Regions from separate parts of the Homo sapiens genome. Here region 2 is linked to region 1. A link is a loop called in an ENCODE intact Hi-C map of the cell type or tissue named here. Cell type or tissue: Caco-2. All regions are shown on one strand. Each heading gives the region's core, and the rest is flanking DNA. Links, peaks and the distances in the headings are about the cores only. Region 1 overlaps TXLNB (taxilin beta). Region 2 overlaps LOC102723690 (a long non-coding RNA gene).

Region 1 (15,654 bases), core at 4,888-12,887:
TTTGTGTTAAAATTTAGCCTTACTAATTATAACAATAACTCATAAAGTTCTAAATTCAGAAGGAATGTCTGTTCTTTATCAAGTGTATGTAACTATTTTTTAGAAATGCCATCTACTTTCTAGAAACACTAAAGTTATTGTTTTCTAAGTTAAATAACTATAATTTATATATCTATTAAAAAGGTACTTCTCTTCCCAAATTCTCTAGTACTCATTTTATTTTTTTAACTTTGACTTATTTTATTTTTGTTTTTATTACTTCTATGTTTCGACAATACCTAATGAAAATTATGGTTTTATTCTGTAGTTTATTAAGTTTTTGGTCACTAAATAGAATTACGTGTAGTCAACACTTTGAAGATATTGGGGGCGGGGGTGTGTGTGTGTGTATGTGACAGACAGAGAGAGACAGAGAGAGAAAGGGAGGGAGAAATAACAATGAGGCTACAGTTACAAATCACGGAGGCCAGGCATGGTAGCTGACGCCTATAATCCCAGCACTTTGGAAACTAAGGTGGGAGGATCACTTGAGCCTGGGAGTTCAAGACCAGCCTGGGCAACATAGTAAACCCCCATCTCTACAAAAAATGTTTTAAAAAAATTAGCCAGACATAGTGGCACATGCCTCTGGTCCCAGCCACTTGGGAAGCTGAGGCAGGAGGATCGCTTGAGCCTGGAAGGTTGGGGCTGCAGTGAGCCATGATCATGCCACTGTGCTCCAGCCTGGGTGACAGAGTGAGACCCTGTCTCAAAAAAAGAAAAAATGTCACTGAGGCCTATAAGAGAGAAGCACTGGAAACGGAGTACCCAGGGCTAATAAGAAAACAAAACCCAGACTCCTCTGCCTGGCTCTGCAGTGCTGGTGGACAGTGCTCACCCAGCTGATATGTTTCTCAGTACCAACCTCCCACGAGACCACGTTTCCACAGGCTTCTCTGCCGTGCGTCCTCCTGGAGGAAGGGAGGAAGCGTAGAAGGTGCCGATGCACTTTTCCTCTCTCCAGCCCTCCTGACTGCTCCAAGAATTTCATCGAACAAGACTCAAAGAGGCCCAGCTGCTCTGCGTTTTGATTCTTCTCCCTCTCTCAGTCCACACTGACCTGGGAGGGGCTTCTCAAACACCACATTTCCTAGCGTGCTGTGAGAAGAGGACTGTGAGCTAAGAAGGGAGAAAAGGTAAGACCTGCCTGTAAGACTGATTTTGCTCCTTTTGGCCTGGTATTGACGTACACGTTTTAAATAGCCCCTTTTTTGAGATGATAAAAGTAACATGTGTTCGTTGTAAAACTGATGCTGCTTTTCAATAAGACCAACAAGAAACAGGAGAGGCAGATGGTTTCAGGACAATTTTCCTGGCCCATTCTCCTCTAACCAGTAGTTAAATCCAGTATTTGGGAAAGTAAAATAATTTAAAATGTAAAGAATTTGCTAATGGAAGATGTGAAATGAAAATAAGGACTCTGGCCTCCGAAGTTCATTCTCATCATAAAGTGGCAAGGAGGGTTTCACAGGCGAGTGAGGCATAAGGGTTCAATTTTCACAAGGTTTAAATAATTTCCATTTCTGTATTTTAGAACTTGAAAATTAAGGTTATCATCCATAGAGCACTCTGTTGGAACAGAAGTTTTCATGTGATAATAATGAAGATTTTTCTCAACGCTATTAAGTTGTATCCTCAATACTGACGTTAAGTCTCTTTGGTGGTTTCTCTTGATAAAAGTTCTACAAATGCTAGCTTCTGTCACATGTGCGTGTGAATGCACACACACATACATATACATAAATACGGAGGTATAAAATTTGACCTAAGTTTAATTCTGGTCCCATTGATGAGTATTTACACTAATATTTTCTTTTTTCTTTTTTGTGAGACTAAGTCTCACTCTATTGCCCAGGCTGGAGTGCAGTGGCGTGATATCGGCTTACTGCAACCTCCACCTCCCAGGTTTAAGCCAGTCTCGTGCCTCAGCCTCCTGAGTAGCTGGGATTACAGGCACCTGCCACCATGCCCGGCTAACTTTTGTATTTTTAGTAGAGACGGGGTTTCACCGTGTTGGCCAGACTGGTCTCAAACTCCTGACCTCAAGTAATCTGCCTGCCTTGGCCTCCCAAAGTGCTGGGATTGCAGGCGTGAGCCACCATGCCTGGGCTTACACCAGTATTTTCAAAGGATACTTAGTATTATCTTTCCTGACAAGAACAAACTATAAAAAAGAATCATTTCCACCAAATAAGGATATTTGGTAGAAACACTTAACTAGCAAAATAAACCTAGAAATTCATTGATCTATGGCACAAAAATTATTCACAGAAGCTACTTCACCTGGCCAGGAGATAACAAAAAGGATAAATTATTTCAACAGCACAATCAAGCTCAGCTAAACCCAAATGCAAGTCCTTCTTCCTGCTGAATTTTAGAGCCCAGGATTTCTATTCATACCAACATCTATTCCACTTTGACTTTTTTTTAAGTGATATAATGTTCAATTACCTCAAATCATAACTAAAACATACCGACGTGTAAAACTCATTATTTCAGAACTGACAGTCAGTTGATGACATTTTATGTCAAATAACACAAAAACTACTTGCTAGAAGCCAAGCAGGAAGACATTATGTTACAAGAGGAAAAGGAAATATTTTCAATCTGATAGCTATTGTGTCTGTTACATATGTATATATGTTATAGGTAAAATATCTAGAATAGACACATTACATCATTTCTTTTTCTTTTCTTTTTTTTTTTTTTTTTTTAGATGGAGTCTCTCACTCCATCCCCCAGGCACTGGACTGCAGTAGTACGATCTTGACTCACTGCAACCTCTGCCTCCCAGGTTCAAGCGATTCTCCTGCCTCAGCCTCCCGAGTAGCTGGGACTACAGGCATGTGCCACCACACCCAAAATAAAGATATTTTGTATCTTTAGTAGAGACGGGGTTTCACTGTGTTAGCCAGGATGGTCTCGATCTCCTGACCTCCTGATCTGCCTGCCTCAGCCTCCAAAAGTGCTGGAATTACAGGTGTGAGCCACTGCACCCGGCCAATATACTACATATTTTCAAAAAAATGTGAAAGAGTTCAAATCTATAAGCTATTATATAGAGGGTAAGATCTTAAGATAAGATATGACATATAAGATAAAACCGTAAGACTATTAAGAACAATGAAAGGAAGAGGGACATAAACTGATGAGCCCTTTTGGGGAAGCAGGATAGCAATAAAAAGCCCAACCCATGATGACCTTAATACACTTTAACACCACAGCTCCAACCTGGAGAATTTTTACGCACAGGGTTTGTAGGGTTGCTGCCTTGTTTTCTTATTTGTGTTTCTTTTAGAATAATAAAGGTGGTCAGGCACAGTGGCTCAGGTCTGTAATCAAGGACCTTGGGAGGCCAAGGTGGGTGGATCAGGAGGATCACTTGAGCTCAGCAGTTGTAGATCAGCCTGAGCAACATGGCAAAATCCCATCTCTATAAAAATTACAAAATTAGCCAGGTGTGGTGGCAGGCACCTGTGGTCCCAGCTACTTGGGAGGCTGAGGCAGGAGGATTGCTTGAGCCTGTATATTAGTCTATTTTCACACTGCTATGAAGAAATACACAAGACTGAGTAATTTATAAAGGAAAGAGGCTCGACTCACTGTTCTGCATGGCTTGGGAGGCCTCAGGAAACTTAAAATCATGGTGGAAGGCAAAGGAGAAGCAGGTGCCTTCTTCACAGGGCAGCAGGATGCAGTGAGTGCAAGCAGGGGAAATGCCAGGTGCTTATAAAACAATCAGATCTGTGAGAACTCACTCACTATTGAAATGGGAAAAGTTCCCTTATCCCCATTGCAGGACATGTGATGGGGGTGTGGCTCGCTTCTTTGGTGCCCTACTGCTCATACCCTTAGGGGAGCATGCAGAAGGGCAGGTCGTGGAGAGCACTGACTCCACAGCAGCATCTAGGGTTGAGTGTTTACAGCTCTGGAAGCCCCAGTGGACGTGTGTTACAGTGCACTCTTTCAGTTTAGCCGTCTGCAGGTGGCTTGCATTAATCAGCTCAGTTAGACTCTCTGACTTATCACAAGGACAGAGGGCTTTCTCTCTCCTGGGTTCTTACCTTAGTGTACCAGAAAAATTGGATCACACGTGGGCTTAGAGAATAAGTGCAAGGTTTTACTGAGTGGAGGTAGTTCTCAGTGAGGTGAATGGGGAGGCCAGAAGGGGGAAGGAGTGGGAAGGTGTCTTCCCCTGGAGTCAGGCTGCCCAGCGTCCGGACTCTTCTCTGACCATCCCCAGCCAAATTCCACATTGTTCCACTGTTGATGGCCTACCAGCATTTGCTGGTGCCTGTCGGTGTGCTCTTCCGCTCCTCTGCTCTTCTTGACATCCAGCTGCCTGTGCGTTCTTCCGCTGATGTGTTCCTCTTGACATCCAGCAGCTGTGTCTTCTAGGGTGTCAAAGTTTTTATAGGCACAGGAAGGGGGGGCGTGGCGGGCCCGGATGGTCTTGGAAAATGCAGCATTTGGGCGTGAAAACAGGAGTGCCTGTCCTCACCTCGGTCCCTGGGCACAGGCTCGAGGGTACAGCCCTCACCAGGGACCCTGCCTTTCTCTACCAGCACTTCCCTGCCCCCATCCCATATCACTATCATAAGAACAGCATGGGGGAAACCACCCCTGTGATCCAATTACCTCCACCTGGTCCCACCCTTGACAGATAGGGATTATGGGGATTACAATTCCAGATGAGATTTGGGTGGGGACACAGAGCCAAACCATATCATTCTGCCCCTGGCCCCTCACAAATCTCATGTCCTCACATTTTAAAACATAATCATGCCTTCCCAACAGTCCCCCAAAGTCTTAACTCATTCCAGAATTAACCCAAAAGTCCAAAGTCTCATCTGAGATAAGGCAAGTCCCTTCTGCCTGTGAGTCTGTAAAATCAAAAACAAGTTAGTTACTTCCTAGACAAAATGGGGGTATAGGCATTGCATGTGTTCCTCTTGACATCCAGCCACTGTGTCTGCTAAGGTGTCCAAGTTTTTATAGACACAGGATGGGGGATGTGGCAGGCCAGGGTGGTCTTGGAAAATGCAACATTTGGGTGTGAAAACAGGAGCGCCTGTCCTCACCTAGGTCTGTGGGCACAGGCCGGAGGGAATACACCTATTCCAAATGGGAAAAATTGGCCATAACAAAGGGGCTACAGGTTCCATGTAAGCCTAAATCCAACTAGGTAGTCATTAAACCTTAAAGTTCCATAATGATCTCCTTTGACTCCATGTCTCACATCCAGGTTATGCTGATGCTAGAGGTGGGCTCCCGTAGCCTTGGACAGCTCCACTCCTGTGGCTTTGCAGGGTGCAGTGCCCTTCCCAGCTGCTTTCATGGGCTAGCATTGAGTGCCTGTGGCTTTTCCACGCACATGGTGCAGGCTGTTGGTGGATCTACCATTCTGGGGTCTGGAGGACTTTGGCCCGCTTCTCACAGCTCCACGCTCCACTAGGCGGTGTCTCAGTGGGGACTCTGTGTGGGGGCTCTGACCCCACATTTTTCTTCTGCACTGTCCTAGTAGAAGTTCTCCATGAGGGCTCTGCCCCTGCAGCAAATTCCTATCTGGAAATCCAGGCATTTCCTTATATCCTTTGAAATCTTGGCAGAGGTTCCCAAACCTTAATTCTTGACTTCTGTGCACCCACAGGCCCAACACCACGTGGAAACCACCAAGGCTTGGGGCTTGCACCCTCTGAAGCAATGGCCTGAGCTGTACCTTGACCCCTTTTAGCCACTGCTGGAGCTGGAGCAGCTGAGATGCAGGGCCCCATGTCCCAAGGCTGCACAGAGCAGTGGGGCCCTGGGTCTGGCCCACAAAACCATTTTTTCCTCCTAGGCTTCCAGGCCTGTGATAAGAGGTGCCGCTATGAAGGTCTCAGACATGCCCTGGAGACACTTTCCCTATTGTCTTGGTGATTAACATTCAGCTCCTCATTACTTATGCAAATTTCTGGAGTGTTTTAGCAGGCTTGACTTTCTCCCCCCAAAATGGGTTTTTATTTTCTTTCACAACATCTGGCTGCAAATTTTTCAAACCTTTATGCTCTGCTTCCTCTTGAATGCTTTACCCCTTAGAAATTTCTTCCATAGATATCCTAAATCCTCTCTCTGAAGTTCAAAGTTCCACAGGTCTCTAGGGCAGGGGCAAAATGCTGCCAGTCTCTTTGCTAAAGCATAGCAAGAGTGACCTTTACTCTAGTTCCCAACAAGTTCTTCATCACCATCTGAGGTCACCTCAGCCTGGACTTCATTGTCCATATCACTATCAGCATTTTGGTCAAAGCCATTCATCAAGTCTCTAGGAAGGGAATTCCAAACTTTCCCACATCTTCCGAGCCCTCCAAACTGTTTCAACCTCTGCCTGTTACCCAGTTCCAAAGTCACTTACACATTTTTGTGTATCCTTATAGCAGCACCCCACTATCTTGGTAACAATTTACTATATTAGTTCATTCTCACACTGCTATAAAGAAATACCTAAGACTGGATGATTTATAAAGGAAAGAGGCTTAATTGACTCATAGTTCTGCATGGCTGGGGAGGCCTCAGGAAACTTAACAATCATGGCAGAAGGTGAAGAAGAAGCAGGTACCTTCTTCACAGGGTGGCAGGACAGAGTGAGTGAGTGCAACCAAAGGAAACACCAGACACTTAAAAAACCATCAGATCTCATGAGACTCACCAAGTCCAGGAGGTCAAGGAAGCAATGAGCCATGTTCCTGCCACTGTATCTAGCCTGGGTGACAGTGAGACACTGTCTCAAAAAAAATATCTATCTATCTATCTATATTTATTTATATATATATAAATTTATATAAAAATATATATTTATTTATATATATATAAATTTATATAAAAATATATATTTATATATAGTAAAGGCAGTCTCTTATAAAAATAATAAAATTACATAATAAACATTCAGAAAATAGAGAAAACTTACTCATAATTATATCACTCTAATTTAACCACTGTCAGCATCCAGTATATAAAATAGTGCATTTTAAATTATTTGAATGTGTTTTTAAGTTTAACATTATGTTAGTTTGGCTTTTAGGGAGGACACAGTAGTACAGGTGAGAATGATAGCTATTAATAGGTACCAGATTTGAGTGTTTACATTGTGTAGTAAAATTTTATATATTTCACTTTATCATAAAAACATGGAAGCATATTATATTATTTATAGAATAAACATGACTATGTAAATACAAATACCCAGCATTCATACATGTTGTTACAAAGCTTTTCCACACATTGTACTTAAAGATTTCAACACACACATACAGGTTTCCACATAAACCTCCTGGACATGGGGTAGAGCAAGATATTTAAACTCAACACAGCTCAAAAAATAAATAAGAGACCAACTCAGGAAAAATACGAATGTGGTAAATAATAAAACAAGAGAAAAAGTCAAACTGTTTATGAAGTGACAGGAAAGATGATAATACCATAAATCATAGCATTGGCTAAAGGTCAGGGTTCTAAAACAAATTCGAGCATTTCAAAATTGATGAGACAGTTAGTGGTTTTGTTGCTCTAGGGAAATGATAACCAGCATTATCTGTTTCATACCTATTAAGTAGAGCACGGATAAAAACTGTCAAGAGCCTGAGATTGCTCTAATATATGTACTAGGAAGATGTAACAAGCCATAAAGTATTCAGAAATCCCATATACAAAGAAAATTTCAAAGTCAGAGTTCAAGTTTATAGAACTAGTGCGACAGGACTACTTTAATCATATCTGAAGTCATGAGATTAAATATATATTAGATGAGAGTACTACAAGTATAATATGGTTTGGCTCTGTGTCCCCACCCAAATCTCATCTTGAATTGTAATCCCCATAATCCCCAGTGTTGAGGGAGGGACCCGGTGGAATGTGATTAAATCATGGGGGCAGTTTTTCCCATGCTGTTCTCATGATAGTGAGTGAGTTCTTATGAGATGTTTATAAGTGTTTGACAGCTCCTCCTTCATACAAGCTCTCTCTGGCCTGCCACCATGTAAGATGTGCCTGCTTCCCCTTCTGCCATGATTGTAAGTTTCCTGAAGCTTCCCCATGTCCAGTCCCAGCCATGTGGAACTGTGAGTACATTAAACCTCTTTCCTTTATAAATTACCTAGTCTTGGGCAGTTCTTTATAGCAGTGTGAGAACAGATTAATACACAGTGTGATACCACAGGCCAGATTTATTAGAATATAGTAAATGCTCTACCCAAACCAGTATAATTCCTCACAGTCAGACTATTGTAATGCTCTGAGTAAAGAAATTCACGTTCATTTGTCTTCTTAACATTCTTATCAACAAGTTATTCCTGGAATAAAAGTATCCAAGTTTAATCAAGGATAGTACTCATCCAGGAATCAGCCTATTGAATGCTTAGTCCCTGCTCTGCTGCCAACTAGCTGGGTGACTTTGGAGAAATTGCTTAACATCTCTGGGCCTCAGTTAACTCACCTATAAGATGAGAACCTCAGACTAGAGATTCCTTACTAGATATGTAAGGATTTTGGTGTCTCCAATTAAAATCTCAAGAGATTATGAAGTTTCCCCACCTCCAGGGAGAGTTTTATTCTATGAGACCTGCACGTCATTTGGGTTACTTCTGTTAAGTCAGGCAAGAAAAAGGAGACAAGAAATTACTCATATAATTTCTTTTAAGTTTAAAAATTAAATAGGGAAAGATGAAGGATTTATTCAACATACATTGAGGGCCTTCTCTGCATGAGGTTCTGTGCTAGCCCCTGGAATGACAGTGGTTACAAGTCTAAGCAAAGTGTTTCACGACCACCCACACCTTGACCCTGTCTGCTCCAGATCAGAGCACCTTGTTGTGTGACTCAGGCCTGATGACTCCTTCCACTTCCAGTGCTAGGAACTCAGCACCGTGGGAAGGGCCTGGAAGAGACTCTGGGCTGTCTCATTCACCCCAAAATGTTCAGCAACTAAAAAACAAGAAGGAAAACTCTGACAGCATGTTTATTAGAAATGATACCCAGATCTCCAAGTAGAGAGTGTAGGTTCTTGCTAGAGAATGGGGGTTTTATGAAATGTGTGTGTGGTTATTTGTGTGTTCATGTATTTATGTGTCAGTGTGTACTTGTGTGTGAGGGTACGTATGAATATTTGTGTGTAAAACGTGCCGGTATGTGCAGTTTTCTGGGAGTGCATTGTATGTATGTAGTTCTATATGAATGCTTGTAGTTGCATGTGACTCTATTTATGCATAATAAAGTAATGGAGCCTATGTAAGGGTGATGGTTATATGCAAGTTTACAATGTGTATGTGTTGGGGCTGGGAACTGAAAAGCTGAAACACTGCAGATGTAATTTGAGTCATGTGGCTAGCTACTTTTTCATAGGATCCCATCTTGCTGCAGACTTTTGTTTGCTCAACTAATCCTCTTTTGCTTACAATGTCACAAGGCTCACTTTTTTTGGCTTCTGAACAAACAGGCAGGTGTGTGAGGCTGCAAGTATAGTGTCAGCTATTCATGAAATAATTGCATGCACCACCAGCCCAATGTGACAGTCATCATGGACTCACAGCTCCATCCCCAGGCAAGAAAAGGAGTATGTCTTGAGAAATTCTCCATGCCATTCCTCACAGAGACCAGCTGCAGAGCATGGAGCACAAGAAGTGGTAGCAAACAGGCTAAATTGATTCTGGCCTGCCTAAGCGGAGAGGAGCTCTTCAGATGGTTACTATCTTTAACTAGGGTGACGTCCTTGGAGGCGGAGTCCCAGTCTCCTTTTTCTCTGCTATTATCCAGCTGAAATCAAGCCCCTGAATAGTTTCCCTGAACCAAAAGCCAAAGAGAAATAGTGTCCAATCCATTTATGTTTTAATCAGTGAGTCAGAAGGTAGTAAACCAGGACTGATTGCAGATCCTACTGGCCTATCAGCCATGCCCATAACTCATTCTTTGTGCCAAGAGATTTTTTGCTGTGATACAATTCATCTCCCCAAAATATTTAGCACTGACTAGCTATATAGTTGTAGGTGGACCATCTGGCTTCTCCCTTGCCCATTATTAGAAAACCGATATTGAAGTCCTTCAATTCAGTCTGGGAGTAATTTAAAGCAATACCAAGAGGAAGGAGAAGGAGAGCTTTTTATAACAAACTAATTGTCTGCCACACGTGTTAATTAATAATCTTCAAAAGTTAAAGGGAGCAAAATAGGTAAACATAAATAAAAGCCAAGGATAGATTGGGAGAATATAGTCACAGTAAATACAACGAAGCATTAACGTCCAGGAAAAAAAGAAATAGTACAAAGTAATAAGAAAAGACAACTCAGAAGAAAGTGGGCAAGGGCAATGGAAGATGGGGTGGGAGGTGCATTGTCTATCAGAGAATATTTAATGGTAATAAGACCAACCACAAGCCAGTCTGCTTTTTATTGTCACCATGCACAGCAGTCCCAAATAATGTGAGTGGTAGTTTTCCTCCCTGCCAGAGATGATCACACCCGCTGTGTGTCCCACCCTCATTTCTAAGCTCCTGGCATGGGATGTGAACGGGCAGTTTGTAGAAGAAGAAATACAAATAACTAAAACACATCAGGTAAATAAAAATAAACAGGCCAGGCATGGTGGCTCACACATGTAATCCCAGCACTTTGGGAGGCCAAGGCGGGCAGATCACCTAAGGTCAGGAGTTCGAGACCAGCCTGGCCAACATAGTAAAGCCCCATCTCTACTAAAAATACAAAAATTAGCCGGGCGTGGTGGCAGGCACGTGTAATTCTAGTTACTTGAGAGGCTGAAGCAGGAGGATCACTTGAACCCGGGAGGTGGAGTTTGCAGTAAACCAAGACCACGCCATTGGTCTCCAGCCTGGGCAACAAGAGAGAAACTCCATCTCAAAAATAAATAAATAAAATTTTAAAATGACACACAATCACTTTTGCTCATTAGCCTGACAGAACTTTCATACTGATAATACCCAGTATTAGAAAGGATGAGGGCAAATGGGTATACTCAGAAACTGTCAATATGGTATTGGGTCATCTGTCCTTTTCTCGTACATTTGTAGGAGTTCTTTCAAAGGGCAATTTGGAAGTATTGATTATCTTTCCCTAATGTGCAAAAATAAAAATTATTTAGCAAAGAGCAGACATATCGCTTTTTCCTGCCCATGTCCCTTCCTTGGAAAAAATACTTTGTCCTGGATACATGCAGTCTGGATGGGGCCATCAAGCACAGAGCCCTACCCACTCACCCAGTCCTGGCCTCAGGAGACGGGCCTAAAACAGTGTAACACTTGATAGAGTATTTAGTTCAAAGACAGTGGCAGCTCCAGAACTGCCATAGAAGAGGGCTTATGGACTGCAACTGGGTTGAAAGTGGGGCAGGAGACTATTTGGCTTGTCATGAAGTTGCACTTTCACACTAATTTTATTCATACGTTATCTGGGGGTTTGTGTGAACTGAAGCCACTCCGATCCAGTGTGCTCGCCCACGTGTACCAAGTGGGGTCCAGTCTAACCTAGCTATTGGGTTTTTTTCTGCTGTAATTCTGCCTACCAAGAGGAATCACCTGCAGGTAGAATCAAGCCAAGAGGAGGTGAGTGGAGTTGCAAGAAGAGAAACTTAATCCTGGTAACCATATTTCAGCCCCTGGAACATGTTGGTCTTTTTAGATCCATTAACTTCCCTTTTTTTTTTTTTTTTTTTTGAGATGGAGTTTCACTCTTGTTGTCCAGGCTGGGGTGCAGTGGCATGATCTCAGCTCACTGCAACTTCTGCCTCCTGGGTTCAAGTGATTCTCCTGCCTCAGCCTCCCAAGTACCTGGGATTACAGATGCCCACCACCATGCCCAGCTAATTTTTTGTATTTTTAGTAGAGATGGGGTTTCACTATGTTGGCCAGGCTGGCCAGGCTGTTCTCAAATGCCTGAACTCAGGTGATCCACCCGCCTCGGCCTCCCAAAGTGCTGGGATTACAGGTGTGAGCCACTGCGCCCAGCCTAGTTTCCCTTTTTAAGAGGGTATGGTTGCGTTGCTGGATGGGTTGCTGTCATCTGCATCCAAACAGCAATGAGTAGCAGAGATGAGAAGAAGCATGAATGGCTACACCATGGTGGCACACCAAAAGAAAAGAGGTCTAAATTCTAATAATTAACTTCTATGGAAATAGTTCCAAAATCTCATTTCTCATTTTAATTTCTCAACATATCTTTAAAAACTCTTTATTGCAAAAATGATGATTTATTACAAAGTGAATTCTCACATGTAACCCACCACCTGGGTCAAGAAATAGAGCATAGTCAAGCATCCTACAGGTTACCCCTCCCTCCTTCTTAGAGAAAAGCACATTTGTTTTGCCTGTGTGTGTATATGAGTGCCTGTGCGTGTGTGCATTTGTGTGTGTAAGGGGGCTGTTTTTTGTTTTTGTTTTTACTTTGTGAAGTTATCCTTTTATGTCTGGCTTCTTTTGCTCAAAACTATCTATGTGCAATTCATCCACGTTTTGGCTTGTAGGAGTAGTTCATTGATTTTCATTGTCATATAGTGATCTATAGTATGAATATACCACAACTTATCTATTCCGATGTTGACTGACATTGGAATTGTTTCCAATTAGTGTCCACTACAGATAATGTTGCTGTGATATTTCCTATGTGTATATGTAGGAGATAAATTGGTGGGTTATATGACATGTGTCTATTTCAGATATAGGAGATACTACTAATCAGTTTTCCAAATAGATTGTAACAATAATTTCAACTACCAGTGTATGAGTGTTCCCATTGATCTATGTCCTCCCCACACATCATGTATCAGTTGTTTTCATTTTAGCCATTTGGAAGCGTATAGTAATATCTCACTGTCGTTTTTTTTTTTGTTTGTTTTGTTTTGTTTTTGAGACAGAGTCTCACTCTTTCTCCAGGCTGGAGTGCAGTGGTGTGATTTTGGCTCACTTCAACCTCCACCTCTCGGGTTCTAGCGATTCTCATGCCTCAGCCTCCTGAGTAACTGGGATTACAGGCACACACCACCACACCTGGCTAATTTTTGTATTTTTAGTAGAGACAGGGTTTTGCCATGTTGGTCAGGCTGGCAAAACTCCTGACCTCATGATCCTCCCACCTCGGCCTCCCAAAGTACTGGGATTACAGGCATGAGCCACCACACCTGGGATCTCACTGTAGTTTGTTTTGTTTTGTTTTGTTTTGAAACAGAGTCTTGCTCTGTCTCCCCAGCTGGAGTTCAGTGGTGCAATCTCAGCTCATGGCAACTTCCACCTCCTGGGCTCCAGGAATGCTCATGCCTAAGCCTCCCGCGTAGCTGGGACTATGGGCGTGCACCACCATGCCTAGCTAATTTTTGTATCTTTTGTAGAGACGGGGTTTTGCCATGTTGCTCAGGCTGGTCTTGAACTCCTGACTTAAGTGATCTGCCTGCCTCAGCCTCCCAAAGTGCTGGGATTACAGGCATGAGCCATGCACCTGACCCTCATTGTAGTTTTAATTGGCCTTTCCTGATGACTAATGAGGTTGAGCACCTTTTTCTATAGTTATTGGTCAGGCGTATAGCCTCTTTCGTGACATGCATATTCATGATGTTTTTTTCCCTCATTTCCTATGGTTTATCTGTTTTTTCTTGTTCATGTGTAGTAATGCTTTATATTTCTGGAAAGCAGTACTTTATTACTTAACAATTACAAATCAGTTCTGCTATGCTGTGGTTTACCTTTTTATTCTCTTAATATACTTTGATTAAAAGAATTTATCAATTTTAATAGTGTTCAATTTATCAATCTTTTACCTTTTTTGACAAATACATTTGTATTTTGTTTTTGTCATCTTTGTGCTACTTTAGTCATAAATTGAATGTTCAGGTGTATGTGTGTCTTTCTCTCTCTCTCTATCTCTTTTTTTTTTTTTTTTTTTTTTTTTGAGACAGGGTCTCACTCTGTGGCCCAGTCTGGAGTGCAGTGGCGTGGAGCAATCTCAGCTCACTGCAACCTCTGCATCCTGGGCTCAAGTGATCCTACCACCTCAGCCTCCCGAGTAGCTGGGACTACAGGCACGCATCACCAGCCTGGCTAATTTTGGTATTCTTAGTAGAGACAGGGTTTCTCCATGTTCTCCAGGTCGGTCTTGAACTATTGTGCTCCAGCGATCCACATGCCTCAGCCTCCCAAAGTGCTGGGATTACAGGTGTGAGTCACCGCACCTGACCTATGTGTGTCTTTTTTCTAAACTCTATTCTGTTCAGTTGATTTGTTTATCCTTGCACCAATACCACATAATTTTAATTACTGTAGCTTCATAATAAATCTTTATAGCTGATAATGTAAGTCTTCCTGCTTTGGTGTTCTTCAAAGTATTCTTAACTTCTTAGCCCTTTTACTTTCATATATAATTTAGAATCAGCTTGTCAATCTACACACACAAACACACACACACTGGGGTTTTCATGGGGATTGAATTTAATGTATAAATCAATTTGAAGAGAATTGAGGTTTTCACAATATTGAGTTTTCCAATCCAGGAATGTGGTAAATATCTCAATTTATTTAGTTCTTCTTTGACTATTTTCAGTAACATTGTATATTTTCTTGGTGTCTTTGTTTATTTTTCATTAGGTTTAATTCTAGATGTTTGATGTTTTATGATACAATTGAAAATGACATAGTTATTTAAATTTCACTTCCTATTATTGTTTGCTGCCGATATACAAAAATATAATTTTTTTATGTATTGGCTTTGTAGCTAGCAACTTCATCAGATCCACTAGTTAATTACAATAGGCTATTTGCAGATGTTTTTGGATATTCTAAACACACAATCATGTCATCTAGAAATAATGGCATTTTTTTCTCCCTTTCCACTCATTATCTCTTTTATTAATTTTTCTTGCATTATTGTACTTGGAAGAACTTCTTGTAGAATTTGAATGTTTATGGTGATACTGGGCTTCTTAGCTTATTCCTGATCTCAAGGGAAAGCTTACATATTTTGCTATTAAATAGAATGTTTACTCTATGGCATCTGTAGACATTTTCTATCAGATTAAGGACATTCACTTTTATTCCTAGTTTGCTATGAGTGTTTGTCATAAATAGGTGTGAATTTTGTCAAATGCATTTTCTGTGTCTATTTAGATAATCATGATTTTTCTCTTCTGTTAACAAGGTGGGTTACAGTGATTGATTTTCAAATGTCAAGCTAACTTTACATTTTTAGAACAAATTCAGGTTGGTAAAGAAGTAATATTCTTTTTACATTACTGGATTTGGTTTGCTAGTATTTTGTTTAGGATTCTTGCATCTATGTTCATGGGAGAGATTCTTTGTAATTTTCTTTTTTTACAACGTTCTTGTCATTATAAGTTGGGAAGTATGCCTTACTTTTCTATCTTGGGGGAAAAGTTTGTGTATGATTAGTGTTCTTTTTTTTCTTAAATATTTAGAAGAATTCTTTGGTTAAGTTATCTAGATCTGGAGTTTTTTGTGGAAAGGATTTAAATTGTGGATTTAATTTTCTTTAATATATTTTCCATTTTCCCTGTCAGTTGTGGTATGCTATATTTTTCAAGATATTAATCTATTGCATCTAAATTTTCATATTTATTGGCACAAATTGTTTA
Region 2 (15,654 bases), core at 4,717-12,716, 77 kb before region 1:
GGGAGGCGGAGGTTGCAGTGAGCCGAGATTGCGCCACTGCACTCTAGCCTGGGCCACAGAGCGAGACTCCGTTTCAATAAAAAAAAAAAAAACCTCTGTCTTTATAACTCTAATATATAGGCCATCTATTGTTTCTGCTTTAGTATTTGCCCATTTTTTTTCCTGTCTCTTGGGATGTCTGGTAATTTTTTACTTAATGCCAATCATTGTGTATGATGAGTTACAAGATCACTGGATAATATCTTCTTTTAGAGATGACTTTTTTTTTCTAAAAGACAGAGAAGCTACACATCTTGATCCAATCAGTGACTGAACTAACTAAAATATAAGAGGTCCTTGGAAATGTCTGAACTCAATTTTTGTCTCTCTCAAACACTGTGAAACTATCTCAAGTTCTGCTTGATTTCTCAGCCTCTTAGCTTCCACTTTCTGCTTTATCGCTTATATTCTCACACTGGAACCTCAGGAATAATCAGATTCCCCGAGGGAAAAAAAGAGTTGCAGAATATCCAACCCACTTTTCTGCAATTCCCTTTTCTCCAGTCTTGGATCCTCAAGTACATGACTAGTATTGAACTCCAACCTTTGCCTCCCCAGCCTTGTGAGCCTTAACTGTTCTAGGCCTTTCCTTCTGCTTTTCCTCTCACCTGGGCCACTTACATATTGAAAAATGGCTTGAAAGGACAACCCACAAAGAATGTGAGGTTTACCTCAATGCATTTCCCCTGACTCCAGAATTTGTACCATTAATTGCAGCAGTCTTAGTTGTTCTCAGATGTCTCCAAAAGCTGTTTTTTAAAAAATACTTTTTACAGGCTTTTTTGTTATTCTTGTGTTAAAGAAAAGATTGTTCAATGATACTTGTTAAAGCACAGTAAGGAAGACTTTATTCAAGATCAGCAACATATGTTTAGGGACCACTGCAACAGGGTCTTGTAGTATGAAAGATTGGGCTCAATTCCAAATACAGCCTGGGCAAGTGGGAATTTATAGCTAAGAAATAGGGTAGAGGGTCTGTGATAAGAAAAAAAAAATTACTAGCAGAAAACATCAGGGGTAAGGGAATTCTGACTAAACCAACCTAACAGGATTCTTGCTGAAGACAGGCCAGGGTGATCAAACATCACCTGTGGTGGGAGGGGAGGGATAAGAAACCTGATCATATATCAAAGGTGATCAGATATTAAAGGTGGGGGTTCTTGGTAAAATGACTTAATAGTGTTCTTTTCTAAAACTGGATTTTATAAGGAAGTGCACAGGTAGGCCTAAGAGAAGGTTCAGGACCCTGACTAAAGCTTAGCCAAGCAAAGAATCTTTGTCCCTTGTCAGAAGAGAGGGCTTAGGCCGATATAACCTACTGCCTCACAGATAGAAGTGGAAATTTTCTAACAAGATTTTTACATTCTTCTCTGTATATTCTTACCAAATATTTTTTCTCCCTGTCATTTTTTACTTATTATTTAAACTTAATGAAGTTTTACTATTATTACTATATTATATAATTTAGTTTTCACATTTCTTATTTATTGAAATCTGTATCATTTTAAATTCTGTATCTTTTTGGCTTGTAACTTCATAATCCAAATTCTCTTTATAAGTTCTCTGTGTCTAAAATAACATCCATTTTAAGTCTGTTGATTAAATGGCTTTATTTCTAAATTTATAAGAAAGTAATTGTGATTTTTTAAAAAGCTGGCCCACATACATTTTATTCATCTCAGCATAAATTATTTTTCTTCTATCATTTGCTTTATTCTCATGAAGAATTTTAAACTCCCTTGTCTGAATATTCATCCTTGCCTCTCACAATTTTTATAATATATTCTACTTAAAGGGAATCTGAAACTCAAACTTGCCTGGGATATTATAAATATTCTATTTGTGTGAACTTTGTATTCAAATAATTGTTTCTTTATTACAACATTCATATGAGTACTATTCGCAGCCAGAGGTCTAACAAATAATTACATGTTTGCAGATTTCATTCAAAGAATGCAGAGATACATGAATTTTACTCATAACTTACTCTCTTTTATGTCAGGAACAAATGGAGGAAAAAACAATGTAACTGCCCAATGGGTTCACCTTGCCTGCTGCCTAGACAGAGCCGATTTATCAAGACAGGGCAATTGCAATGGCCAAAGAGTAATTCACGCAGAGCCAGCTGTGGGGGAGACTGGAGTTTTATTATTACTCAAATCAGTCTCCCTGAGCAATTAGGGATCAGAGTTTTTAAAGATAATTTGGTGGGTAGGGGCTTAGGAAGTGGGGAGTATGGATTGGTCAGGTTGGAGATGGAATCATAGGGGGTCAAAATGAGGTTTTCTCGCTGTCTTCTGTTCCTGGGTGGGATGGCAGAACTAGTTGAGCCAGATCACCAGTCCAGGTGGTGCCGGCTGATCCATGGAGTTCAGGGCCTGCAAAATATCTCAGGCACTGATCTTAGGTCCCCAGGAACAATTTGGGGGGTTCAGACTTTTGGAACCAAGGGCTGCATGACCCCTACGTTGTAATTTCTAATCTTGTAGCTAATTTGTTTGTTCTGCAAAGACAGACTGGACCCCAGGCAAGAAGGGGGTCTTTTCGGGAAAGGGCTGTTAGCAATTTCGTTTCAGAGTCAAACCACAAACTGAATTCCTTCCCAAAGTTAGTTCGCCCTACGCCCAGGAATGAACAAGGACAACTTGAGGATTAGAAGCAAGATGGAGTTGGTTAGGTCTGATTTCTTTCACTGTCATAATTTCCTCAGTTATAATTTTGCAAAGGCGGTTTCAGAACTACTTAGTATTGTTCCAGATACAAGTAATCACTGTCAATGGAAAAGAGGCAACTCTGTGAAATATTTCAAGGGATTTATTCCAAGCCAAATCTAAGTGACCAAGGCCCAAGGCACAGTCTCAAGAGGTCCTGAGAACGTGTGGTCAAGGTGGTTGGATTACAGCTTGGTTTTATGCGATGTAGGGAGATAGAAGATAGCCATCAGTGCATGTAAGGTAGACATTGGCTTCGTCTGGAAAGGCAGGATAACTTGAAGCAGGAGCTTATAGGTCATACATGCATTCAAAGATTTCTTAATTGGCAGTTGGTTGAAAGGGTTAAGCTTTGCTTGAAGAGTGTAAGTCAGCAGAAAGAAATGTTTGTAGTTAAGACAAGCAGGGCGTTGTGGAAGCCAAGGTTCTTGTTACATAGATGAAACTTCCAGGTCATAGGCTTCAGAGGAATATATGGTAAATGTCTCTTATCAGACTCTAAAAGGTCCCAGAGTCTTAGTTAAATCTCTTCTGTATCAGGAAAAGACCTGGAAAAGGAAGGAGACTCTCTACAGAATGTAGATTTTCCCCACAAGAGATAGCTTTGCAGGGCTATTTCAAAATATGTCTAAGCAATCTATTTTGGGGTAAAATGCTTTGATTTCTTTCAGGGCCTGCCATCTGTCACATGATGCTATACTCGGGTCAGGTTGGAATTTGGTATCTTATTGCTACAAGGAGTCTTCTTTGTCAGTCTTAAGATCTCTGTTTTCATGTTAATGCTGGTCGGCTGTGCCTGAATTCCAAAGGGAGGAGAGCAGAAAGAGGCAGGCCTGGACTCCCTCTTTCCATCATGGCCTGAGCTAGTTTTAGTTTTTCAGGTTTTCTTTGGAATGCCCTTGGCTGGGAGGATGGTTCATTCAGTCGGTTGGGGGGCTTAGAATTTTATTTTTGGTTTACATCACAAAGTTTGAGATCCTATTTTGTGAAAAAAATAAAATCTTATAAATGAATACTGGGGCTGCCTGCCACAGGGTGACTTAAAAAAAAATATAGCAGCTCAATTGATAATTAAAATTTACCTTCCCAGCATAAACTTTCTAATAGCAAGCTGCCCTCAGTTGTTTCTGAAAGCACACAGAGCTCTTTCTCACAGATGTTCAACAATACCTCCTGCACCTGGTTCTTTGCCCCAAACTCCTGGTCAGGGTACTCTTTTCTTGTCTCCTCACCTGATACACATTCTGAAATTGCTGTCATGCAAGAGGAGCTAAACTCTGTAGGGGAGGAAACTTTTTTTTTTTCTTCCTGCCATCCTAGGTTCCTGGCTAAAGTCCATGTAACAAAAGACAGATTAAAAAGAGAAAGACAGGCCGGGCGCAGCGGCTCACGCCTGTAATCCCAACACTTTGGGAGGCCGAGATGGGTGGATCACAAGATCAGGAGATCGAGACCATCCTGGCTAACACAGTGAAACCTTGTCTTTACTAAAAATACAAAAAATTAGCCGGGCATGGTGGCACGTGCCTGTAGTCCCAGCTACTCGGGAGGCTGAGGCAGGAGAATGGCGTGAACCCGGGAGGCAGAGCTTGCAGCGAGCCGAGATCGCGCCACTGCACTCCAGCCTGGGCAACAGAGCGAGACTCCATCTCAAAAAAAAAAAAAGAGAGAAAGACAAATAGAAGTTTATTAACACTTACATCACATAAATATACATTAGAGAAACTCAGGGATGAGTAACTGAAAGAGGTGGCTAGAATTTGGGCTTCAATACCATCTTCAGTTAAAACAAATAGTGTGCGAGAGGCAAGTTATTGGAAGGTGACCAGGAAAAGTATAGTAAACAAGGGTAAGATTTGTTGTGCAGATTTCAGTCAGTGCCTTCTTCACAGATATGAGTCTTTAAGGACTTACAGTCATCCTCTCCTCAGTACAGAGGGAGAAACCCTCACATGGATATTTCCTTTATAAAATATAAATTATCCTTACAAAAGGGTAACATACTGTTTTCAGAGCTTCTCCTGCGTATGCTATATAATCAGCTTAAAATAATCCTTATCCAAGGGATGTTTTGGGGTTCATATTCAAGTCTCCTACAACTCTAAGGATGATGGCCATTGCTAACTCCACTCAGGCCTAGGGGTCAGCCTCTTCCCCTCAGTCTATATCATGCAGCTAAGTTCAAACTGTAGCACTTAATAAAATTATACTGTCATTTTTGAGGCAAGGTACCCAAATGGAAAGGCATCTTGCAAACACTACGAGAGGTGGCAACCCTCACAGTTTAATCTCCACTTAACTTCAGAATCCTCATAGGGTTGCCCCCAGCCAGCTTCAACAGAGTAAGGGTCATGTTATTCCAACTAACAGAAATTATTTTTTTGACTATAACTGTGCCTAACAGTCCAGATCACCTAAGACAGCTTAAGATTAAAAAAGAGATTGATTTTTTTTACCTTTCCTCAAGTCTAATGTCCTAAGATTGGCTCTTCTTATTCAAGGAGAAGAGGTGTCTCCTTCACAGGAAAGCCTACCCCTACCCATTGGAGTGTCATCTTGCATCATGATGGCATCAAAACTATGACACCAAAACATAATAGTGTAGTGTTCATCATCTTGGATTATTCACTCTTAACTCATATAGGATATAGGACATATTATGGACTGAATGTTTGTGTACCTCCAACATTCGTATGTTGAAATCCTAAGCCCCAGTGACATGGTATTAGGAGGTGGGGCCTTTGGGAAGTGATTAGGTCATGAGGGTATGAGACTAGTGCCTTTATAAGGAGAGAGACTAGAGTTCAGTCTCTCTATCATGTAATACACCATTTGCAAACCAGGAAGAGAGCTTTCAACAAGAACCTGGCCATCCTAGCCCCCCTGCTCTCGGATTTCCAGAACTGAGAGTAATAAATGTTTGTTGTTTAAGCCATCCAGCCTACGGTACTTTGCTGTTGTGCCGGAACTGACTAAGACAGGCCACAAACAGTCCAGTTCAGGTGGAGCTGCAGACGACGCGGTCCTGTTCTCTTGATTGTTTTTCCTCCATAAGAGGTAAAGATTTCTTCTGGATGTCCTTCCTTCCAGTTTCTCCAGTTTAGTACATCTCAGGTAAAAATGAAACTAACAACAATAAACTGCTTAAGGCAGAACATATGCAGCATCACAAGGTCAGCTAGAGGCCTTTTCCAACAGCAGACTCTAAATTCATAATCACGCACACCCCCCCACCCCCCAAAAAATATCACAAAGTAAAGTCTCAGAATCATGGCTTGGGCTTATGGACAAGTTACAGTTTCATCACCAAATAGAACACTCTGCAGCACCTGTCCTGCGTTCAGATCTGCCCACAGATTCTTGATTTACATTTGTATAACTAAGTTATCCATTCAAGAGGTTTTATGCAAAAGAAAAGAAAGATATGGCTCAGAGATAAGCTGAAATCTCTTTTAGCAAGCAGACTTGCTTGCCACTTTTTGAAAAGTTTCTCCAGCTTCCACTGATCAAGATGTCAAAAAGCATTAGGGCCACATTTTCAACCAGCATTTGCAGTGACACAAAGTGCAGCATAGGCAGAGAGGGTATAGGCTGGCCAAACCAGCTCCAAACTGCAGGCTGGAAAGCTTGTGTGTTTGCCTCAGCTCCAGATGAAATGACTGACATTTAAGTTATTATTTCATCAATTATTATATCTTAGTACTTATACATAAACACAATAGCAATTGTGTGGTATTGAAACAGAATGGGCTGGGCACGGTGGCTCACGCCTGTAATCCCAGCATTTTGGGAGACTGAGGCGGGTGGATCACCTGAGGTCAGGAGTTCGAGATCCACCTGGCCAACATGGTGAAACCCTGTCTCTACTAAAAATACAAAAATTAGCTGGGCATGGTGGCCAGTGCCTGTAATCCCAGGTACTCAGAAGGCTGAGGCAGGAGAATCACTTGAATCCGGGAGGCGGAGGTTGCAGTGTGCTGGGATCGTATCACTGCACTCCAGCCTGGGCGACAGAGTGAGACTCTTGTCTCAAAAAAAACCAAACCAAAACAAAACAGAATGACATGTTTGTCTACAGTGCAACAATATTAAAATTTACTCAAAAGATATATACTTGTCCTTTTTAATAATTTAAACTCTTCTTCATTAGGTAGCTGGATGCTTTGAGCTTAATCTGAAGGCTTCGGAATTAGACAGAGAGATAGAGTGGCTATCCTTAAACTGCCAGAAATTTACTTCTAATAGGTTTTATTGTGTGAATTGTGGAAGAAGACATTTGTATGTAGGATAGATAGCTTCTGTTTTGGAAGGTATCACTTTAGTGAGTGTATAAAGTCATTCCTTATGATTAGTGATGTTGCACACCTTTTCATACACCTGTTGGCTATTTTAACTCTTCTGTGGAGAAATATCTGCTCAGGTCCATTGCCTATCTTTTATAAATCAGATCCTTTGTTTTTCTGCTATTGAGTTGTAAGAATTCTTTACAAATTTTGGATATTAAGCCCTCATCAGACATGGGGTTTGCAATTATTTTTTCCCAGTCTGTAGGTTACTCTTTCATCCTGTCGATTGTATCCTTTGCTGGACAGAGGTTTTCATTTGATGGAGCCCCATTTATTTATTTTTGTTTTTGTAACCTGAACTTTTGGTGTGATACCCAAAATATCATTGCCAAGGCCAATGTCAAGAAGCTTTTCCCCTGTGTTCTTGTCTAGAAGCTTTATGGTTTCAGGTCTTCCATTTAGGTCTTTATCTGTTTCGAGTTAACTTTTGTGTGTGGTGTAAGACAAGAGTCCAATTTCATTCTTTTGCATATGGTAATCTAGTTTTTCCAGCACCATTTATTGAAGAGACTGTTCTTTCCCCATTGTGTCTTCTTGATGCCCTTTTCAAAAATTTGTTGTCCATGTATGTTTGATTTTATTTATGGGTTTCCAGGGCCCTTTTATATTTTTTAATTAATTAATGTATTTATCTAAATAGAGACAGAGTCTCACTATGTTGCCAAGCTGGTCTCCAACTCTTGGGCTCAAGCAATGCTCCCTCCTTGGCTTCCAAAAGTTTTGGGATTACAGGTATGAGCCACTGTGCCTGGCCCTTTTTGTATTTTCATGTCGAGACTCTTCGGGGAATTAACGATGAATTCTGCTTTACTAAGTGTGTAGTTTGGACAAGAGGCAATATTGACTACTTTCTTTGTACAAGGTCACATGCTAAGCACCTTTATGCTTATGTTAGTGAGAACAAATAGGCCTATCATGCAACTGGGAAAGGAAAGAAGAAAGAAAAGGAATTAACACTTAATATGCATCTACAAAGGCCTGTGATGTGTACTTTGTGTGTGTACGCAAGATCTACTGTTTAGAAATCTTATTGCAAACAAGAGAAACTGATTTGGGCATATTTAAACAGAAAGAGAATTCATAGCTAGCCTACTGAATCTAAGAAATATGGAAAATCAGGTTTGGGAAATGGTAAGGAATCATATAAATCTAAGCAGAAGAGTCCTGGCTCAGAAATAACTCTGATTAACATTTGCTGCTGAAACCTCTTCCCATAATTCTGGGGCTGCTGGAAACTCTCCACCCACTGGACAGTCATCACTGCCCCAGGAAATAACCTCTGCTCCCTGCATCATTGCATAACTGCCCAGATTCAAAGTTCCAGCTGGGAGTGTGGTTGGACAAGGCTAGGCCATGTGCTACTCCTAGCTGTCAAATAGGGAATGGAATGCATGCTCCTCTTTACCTTTCACAGGGGTAGACAGAACCCTGCCCATCACCAAGACTTATCCTTATTCAAGGTTTGAAATAGAAAGAAGACTTGGATGCTAAGCGGTCAACACAATGGCAAGCATTCACTGTTGTTTTACTACTTTGGTTTCCTAATTTCTATATTTGCCACTTGTCCTTTATGGTAAAAACTTGCATGTTAAAATAAATATTCCTGTTTAACATGACTCATTACCTAGTGGGAAATTTACCCACCCCCTCAAAGGGAAATGACCCAGCATCTCAATAGTTTCTACATTCAGCTCCAAATCTAAGATCTCTGGGTGATACTCATTTCTCCTCTAGTGACCATATAAATCTATCTTCATGTAATGTAAGTATGAACAAAATTGGAAAGTCAACCACTAACGACATAGTCCATACACAATAGTGTGGTTGGAAAACAACAAAAAACTTTTAAAAGGAGTATTAGTTGGAATATATAGCAAAACAAGGAAGTGAACACAAATAAAGCCTACAGTAGTCATATCTGTAACTCTTCACAAGATATTTTATGATGTGTGCAGTATTTACAACTTCCCTCTTCCACTACCTACTGCATCTTGCCTTTGTTTTCAGACGGCGTCTGGGCTGGTCAGGGTTTGTCTTTGGAAGTCCTTCCAATATAGTGATGCAGTGGTCTTCATTAATTTTTTGCAACCAGGCAGGTAGTTGTATCGCTTAGGATCCATCCATACTTTTCTCTGTCCTTCTTATATAGCAATAACCATACATGCCCATGGTAGCCAGAGTCAGTGACTCCAAACAGTTTCTTAACAACCATCAGCCCTTCCACTCTGCCTATTTGCCTCTTCGTTTAATAGCATCTAGAGCTCTCAGTAGGTAGGTGTCCATTTAGCTTTCATTTTAAAAGAGCCATTGTGGCCGTGTGGAAGCATCGATCACTTGGGTTCTGAAATCTCGCATGCAGAAGAACCCAGGTGTCAATACTATTCCTGGGTTCTGAAATCTCGCATGCAGAAGAACCCAGGTGTCAATACTACTCCTGGGAAGTGTCAACCCACTTCCACTCTGGGTCCCTAGACCCATGTGTTTTAATTAATCAGGAGCAAATTTGTGTAAAAACACGTCTGGATAAAAATCAATTTAGCAAAATTGTTTTTAAGATATTTATACAGATAAAATGATATAATTATTTCTTAGTCTTTCATAATGAAGCCAACATTTAACAATAAATTCAATATTGCCTTTAAAAAGCCATTTGTTTAGATATCCAAAGAATACCCAATACTATGTTGAACAAGAATGAATAGAAGAGGAAAAAAATGAATGGGTATAATAAGGTTGTCCTGGAAATCTCTATATAGGCAAGAAAACTATAATTTGGAAAAGTATGTTACATTCTCTTATGAAAATAATTGAAAGGGCATAAGCTCACCTGAATATGTTACTATAGACAAAAACTATGATCTACTTTTCCTCAGCCAAATTTATGATTTAATTCATAGATATTTGTTGAGGCCATGCACAGTGGCTCATGCCTGTAATCCCAGCACTTTGGGAAGCTGAGGAAGGAGGATCACTTGAGGCCAGGAGTTGGAGACCAGAGTGAGCAACATAGCAAGACCTTGTTCCTACAAAAAATAAAAACTTAGCCAGGGGTGGTGTCATACACCTGTAGTTCCAGCTACTCAAGAGGCTGAGGCAGGGGGATTGCTTGAGCCCAGGTTCAAAGCTGCAGTGAACTATGACTGTGCCAGCCTGAGCGGCAAAGTGAGACCCTATCTCTAAAAAACAAAACAAACAAACAAAAAACCCCAATCATTTGTTGAGAACTAGTAGTGTGCTCTGGGCTCTCTGCTCAACCTGTCTTGGTCAATACTTTTGTCAGTGAAGATGTAGCCATAGGCTTATCAAAAGTATAGATGGCAACAATGTGAGATTTAAAACATCTAATAGTAGAATCATGATTCCAAAATGTCACAATAAGCTGGAATAATGATCCAAATAGAGATACTAGTGAAATCCTTAGGTTCAAAATAGCAACTACATAAGCACAGAATTATAGAATCATGTTTTAAAACATCACAGAAAGAAACAACAACATAAAGCAAAACACAGGGGCTTGAGTTGGCTGCAAGTATGGTGAGAGTCAAGAACATGATAAGGCCACCAAGCAGATAATGGCTGTTGGCTGCTGTAGAAATGCAGTGCCCAGGAGCAGAGTAGGGTCCCCTGCTGCCTACCTTGGTCAGGCTACATCCCACATGCTGTGCTAGCTTCTGCATCTTTGCAACAATACAGGGATGAACTGTAGCAGGAAAATCAGGCTGAGGAAAGGTTTGGAGACTATATCATATGAGGAACAATTGAAGAAAGCGGGAATATTTAGATCAAAGGCCCATATGATTTTCAGACATTCGAAGGGCAGTCATGAGGAAGTGGATTGAAATATCTTATCTGTGACTCCTGATAACAAATGCTTAGGCAGGGTCTGAAAGAAAAACTGTCTTCATGCCTCAACCATTTGCCATTCAAGCCCAGTTGCTGGCAGGCACCTTTTGTATAGCACATCCTTTCACAGAGAATGTCAAGGGCTGTGTCTCTGGAGCGTCCCAGAAGTTTGACCCTTTCCATCTGTGAGCATGCCCTGGAATAAACATCAAAAACATCAGAGAAAACTTTTCCTCTGTCTCTAGTACTTTCTGAAATGGCTGCAGGAGGGAGCATTCAAAAATAGGAGCAGCTCAGTAGGACTGGAAGGAGACAGACTTTTCTCTGATCTTTGTGGAAGGAGACACTGATGGAAACCAAATCACCTTACAACCTTAAGGACCTCATTTATTCATTCATGGTTACTGGGCACTGACTCTGGGCCAGGCACTGTATTGAGTATACTGAGATAAAATACACCATTCTTGTTTCTAAGGAGCTCCCAGTTTCCTGGGGATGTAGGCAAATAAATCACTTCAATGAAAATTGTTGAAATGCTACAATCAGGGCTATTTTCCTAGGTAGATCTTCTAGTTTCCTACTTTACACGAATATTAATAAATCATTTTCATTCCTTTAAATTGTTCTATACTTAATTCCAAATATTCTGTGGATTAAAAAAATGCAAACTCATTAAGGAAGATGAATATCTTCCTAATTAATTAAGATTATTTACTATCAGAGACAGATGGAGGATCTGGATCCTTTCCCAAGACCTAATGATACATGCAAAAGTCTACTTATAGTTATTATGTTAATAATTCTACAACTCTGATACAAGTTATCACTCAGCCCACTTCCTTCTCCTTAACATTATACATAGTACCTAATTCTTCTATCTTCCTATAGAAATCTACAGCTACTGTCCAGGATGATCCATTCAATGTGTTTGGGATTTTTTAAATATGTGAATATCTTTCTGACTCTAACAATTTATAAACTGATAACATTGTAAAAGATTTAGATGCCTTTTCATTGAACTGTTTTTTATAAATGAGACTTTGTTCCATGGTCAATCCACAGATGTTATATAACTATGTGGAAGCAGTTCTTAATACAAATACCAAAAAAAAATTGTTTTAATGCATATGGTTATAATCCATAGCGATTTTTCTGGTGCCTTTCTATCTTAAAACTTGTAGGCAAATTGTCCTTAAATAAGATTGTAAATATCAATATTTTAAAATATTAGTAAGCTGTTAGATCTCATTTCCCTCCAATTTATATCTTAATACATACACACCACATGCTCAAAAATTTCCAATCTTTCACAACACATCAATCAAGTAATAAGAAAAACTGGACTACCACTACCAAAGTTGTCAAAGTTTCAATGGGAGAGTTATGAACAAGGAGAAGGCTTTTGGGGGAACAATTCTACTTAAAAGTGAGTGGAAAAGGTAATTCAAAACATTTAAGTTACGTTGAATTCATGATTATGATTTCAAATTGCTATTTAGTTATATTTCATATTACAGGCTATCAAAATTGCCCTTCTGCTGCCTGTGGAATATTAAGTTGACAAACGAGACAGTTATTTACCTCTTTAAAAAACAAGATTTACACACAAAAAAGCACCCACCTAAATATGTTTTATTAAAAAATGGAATGAGGTGGTATCTTCTCCTTTAAATTGTTTTCCTAGAGCTACCAAAAATTTGCATTTATAGAAAAGTGGACACAAATACCTCTGGATTGATACAAACAGATATACGGAGACCAGCGGTGAGAGTTGGTTTATGACACACTCATTGGACTTCACTTCTTTTTCATTTGGCTTCATTAAAGGCTGGACTCTCTTCATTGTTAGTTTCTCTGGTTTCTGCAGGAGTCTTCTTAAGTTCTTGGATAACCCTCTCTACCTGTTTTACTTTTGTTTGCCTATTCTGTTTTGTTTGCATTCATTTTTGTCTGAAGATTGGTTCTGTCCTGTTGCCTGTTGCCACTTGTTTCAGCTCACATGAGCAGGCTTGGTTGATAACCTTGCTCGTCACCTCTTGAGCCCTTCTTTTACTGCTCTTTTAGTGGAAGTGACCCCCTTTTGTGCATCGTGGTACTGATTGCCTTTTCCATTTATCTCTAAAGACATCTGTGCAGGATACATTTCTTCCTATTTCTTTGCATCATTTAAAAACTGATATAACCGAATTTTGGATACTTTCCATGGGTTTTGTCTGACTTGTAGTCACAAATTATGGAGTCTTTCTACTGATATTCTCACCTTGTGTCAGAAAATGCCTTTAACTGATATATTTATAGCATTATTCATTTCTGTATTCTTTATGGATACAATCGATGAGCCAAGAGTGCCAAATAAATAACAAAGCTCAGCAGTAACAACTTCTTCACCTTCTTTTCAAATACTTCCCGTTATTTATTTTCTTTTTGTTCATTGCTAGGGAATCATAGCTGTTTAATAGATTTCAGTTGACTGGAAGATTTATTATAATTCTTAATGATACAACTTTGACTAGTGGTAGTTTCTTTTAGGCAGGTTCTTATGTCTTTTTGATAGTACTTTAGAAAGTTTTGAAAGCTTTCTTGCTTTCTAGCACAAGGCAGTTCAAGCTATCTTGCACATTTCTGGGCCAAACAAAGACTGAGATGTTTCTCTTAAGAATCCTTAGTTTCTTTTAGTTTAAAAAAAAAAAAAAAAAGACCAGGAACTGGATGATTGGCTGCAACATGGATTGACATTGTTCCTAGATTATTTCTGTGTCAAAACTACAAATATTTTCTTTTAAATTTTATATTTATGTTAATATTTCTAATTCTGTTCTAAAATTACAACATTCCTCATTAATTTAGGAATTCTATAATTGTAGCACATTCTCTCTTATATAAGAATACTTATATTTACTTTATATAAATATTAAGTAATTTATAATTACTTATATTCTTCATTTGCCTAAGAGTGCCAAGATGCTAACACCAACATCAGTATGAACAATAAAGTACTGAGTTAAGCTTAACCTTTTCTACATAGTTACTTTTGTTTTTAGAAGGTTTTCCAGAAAGAAAATGCATTCCATCCTTTCCTGAGCCATAAACATTTCCTTGTATATAGCATGCAACATTTCCTTATTCCCTCAGGAACCTAATATATCATGGAATGTTTTATTTGCATTTCATGAACCCAAGTCATTTGCCTAGTTAGTACTATGTATATGTGTACTTCCATCCAGCGCCAGACCAGTTCAAAGTGTTTCATTTTCTTGCAAGTAGATCAAGGAGAGACTTTGTAAGCGAGTAACATTACATGGAAACTCAGGCTTTTGAGGTTTAAACTGAAAGTCTCTTCTTTGACCCAGGATCCAAAATCCATATATTTTAAATATGTTATCTGATTAATTATCACTTATCAAAAACACATTAGTTAATTACCAATGACACTACTATAGAACTCTAATTTTTCAGAGGTCTTTGGATAAATCAAAATATCCATGACTTTAATATTTTATGAATTCAAAACTTTTGAAAACCACTTTGGAATATCAGAAAATAAGCAGAATGTGTCAAAATAAGACAGTTTAATAGAAATACTATGTACATTTACATAAGGTAATTGCATATTTCTCTGTCAATTTTTTTGCAGAAATCTGAATTTGTATCACTTATCCTTATACAGAAAAACCACAAAATCACATTAATTTTCCAGTTTTATTACACAATATAAATGTAGTTACCTTTCAAAGCTTAACAAGGTTTTTTTTTCTTTTTTCTTTTTTTCAAGACGTAGTTTCACTCTTGTTGCCCAAGCTGGAGGGCAATGGTGCGATCTCAGCTCACTGCAACCTCCTCCTTCCCGGGTTCAAGTGATTCTCTTGCCTCAGCCTCCCTCGTAGCTATTCAGGCGCCATTCAGGTGCCCGCCACCATTCCCAGCTAATTTTTTTTTTTTTTTTTGTATTTTTAGTAGAGATGGGGTTTCACTATGTTGGCCAGGCTGGTCTCAAACTCCTGACCTCAGGCAATCCACCCGCCTCAGCCTCCCAAAGTGCTGGGATTACAGGTGTGAGCCACCGCACCCAGCTAACTTAACAGCTTTTTAATACAAAATCACCCAATTTTGGAAGAAATATTATAGAAAACCCACTAGATTCATTTTTGTGGTTGCTGTTTTTCAAACTCTGTCTTTCTAGATGTGTTTCACTGTTAGGGACTGATTTAAAACAGCTCCTTTTTTTTTTTTTTTCTCCTCTCTCTCAGACCTTTACCCAGACCCAAGTTTCTAATCCCTTTGTTGGCCTTATTTTCCTCTTACTAACACAAAACTAAATTTCTCTTCTTACGCTTAAAAATCTGACTTAAAACATATTTTTAAAAACAGCTTAATTCATATGATATTCAACTTTATATACCTACATGTATGCTACCATCTTATTTTTAGCTAAATATACAAAAATTCATCTAAGCAAAATATTCAAATACATTTTTTATCATATGCTTTTACCCAATAAAGCATCGTAGTTTCAATTAAGAATATATATATATTTTTGTTTGCTTTCCACCCCAAAAAACATTCATTCTTTAGATCCTAAGATCTCTGAATTTAAATTTTTTAATTCTAAGGACTTGTAATATATTATCAGCCTGTCAAGGGTTCCTTGCTTTGCTTTGTTTTTGTTTTGTTTTGTTTTAGGGGACGGGACAAGTCTTTTTTTATTAATATACACA

Evidence for each region. Hi-C counts contacts between places; a loop is a spot of excess contacts. Peaks named below come from ENCODE experiments on the same cell type or tissue, not always from the same donor. Only the 100,000 strongest peaks of a DNase experiment are listed, where the experiment ranks them.
Region 2: it touches region 1 in a loop (7-fold over the local background); 4 of 110 quality-filtered maps call a loop at or near these places.

What each region holds. Positions count from the first base shown.
Region 1 is chr6:139,224,607-139,240,260 of GRCh38, reverse strand. TXLNB (taxilin beta) reads left to right here. Exons shown (of 10, transcript NM_153235.4): 10 at 1-200. Among named protein-coding and RNA genes, the nearest start is that of TXLNB, 60 kb to the left of the region's middle. In Caco-2, for the core only: no CTCF peak of the experiment used is centred there; a DNase peak (open chromatin) is centred at 9,560.
Region 2 is chr6:139,301,839-139,317,492 of GRCh38, reverse strand. LOC102723690 (a long non-coding RNA gene) reads right to left here. Exons shown (of 5, transcript NR_197427.1): 5 at 14,625-15,654. It also overlaps a transcript of TXLNB not described here. Among named protein-coding and RNA genes, the nearest start is that of TXLNB, 18 kb to the right of the region's middle. RefSeq lists enhancers at 2,586-3,323, 3,324-4,061. In Caco-2, for the core only: no CTCF peak of the experiment used is centred there; a DNase peak (open chromatin) is centred at 8,392.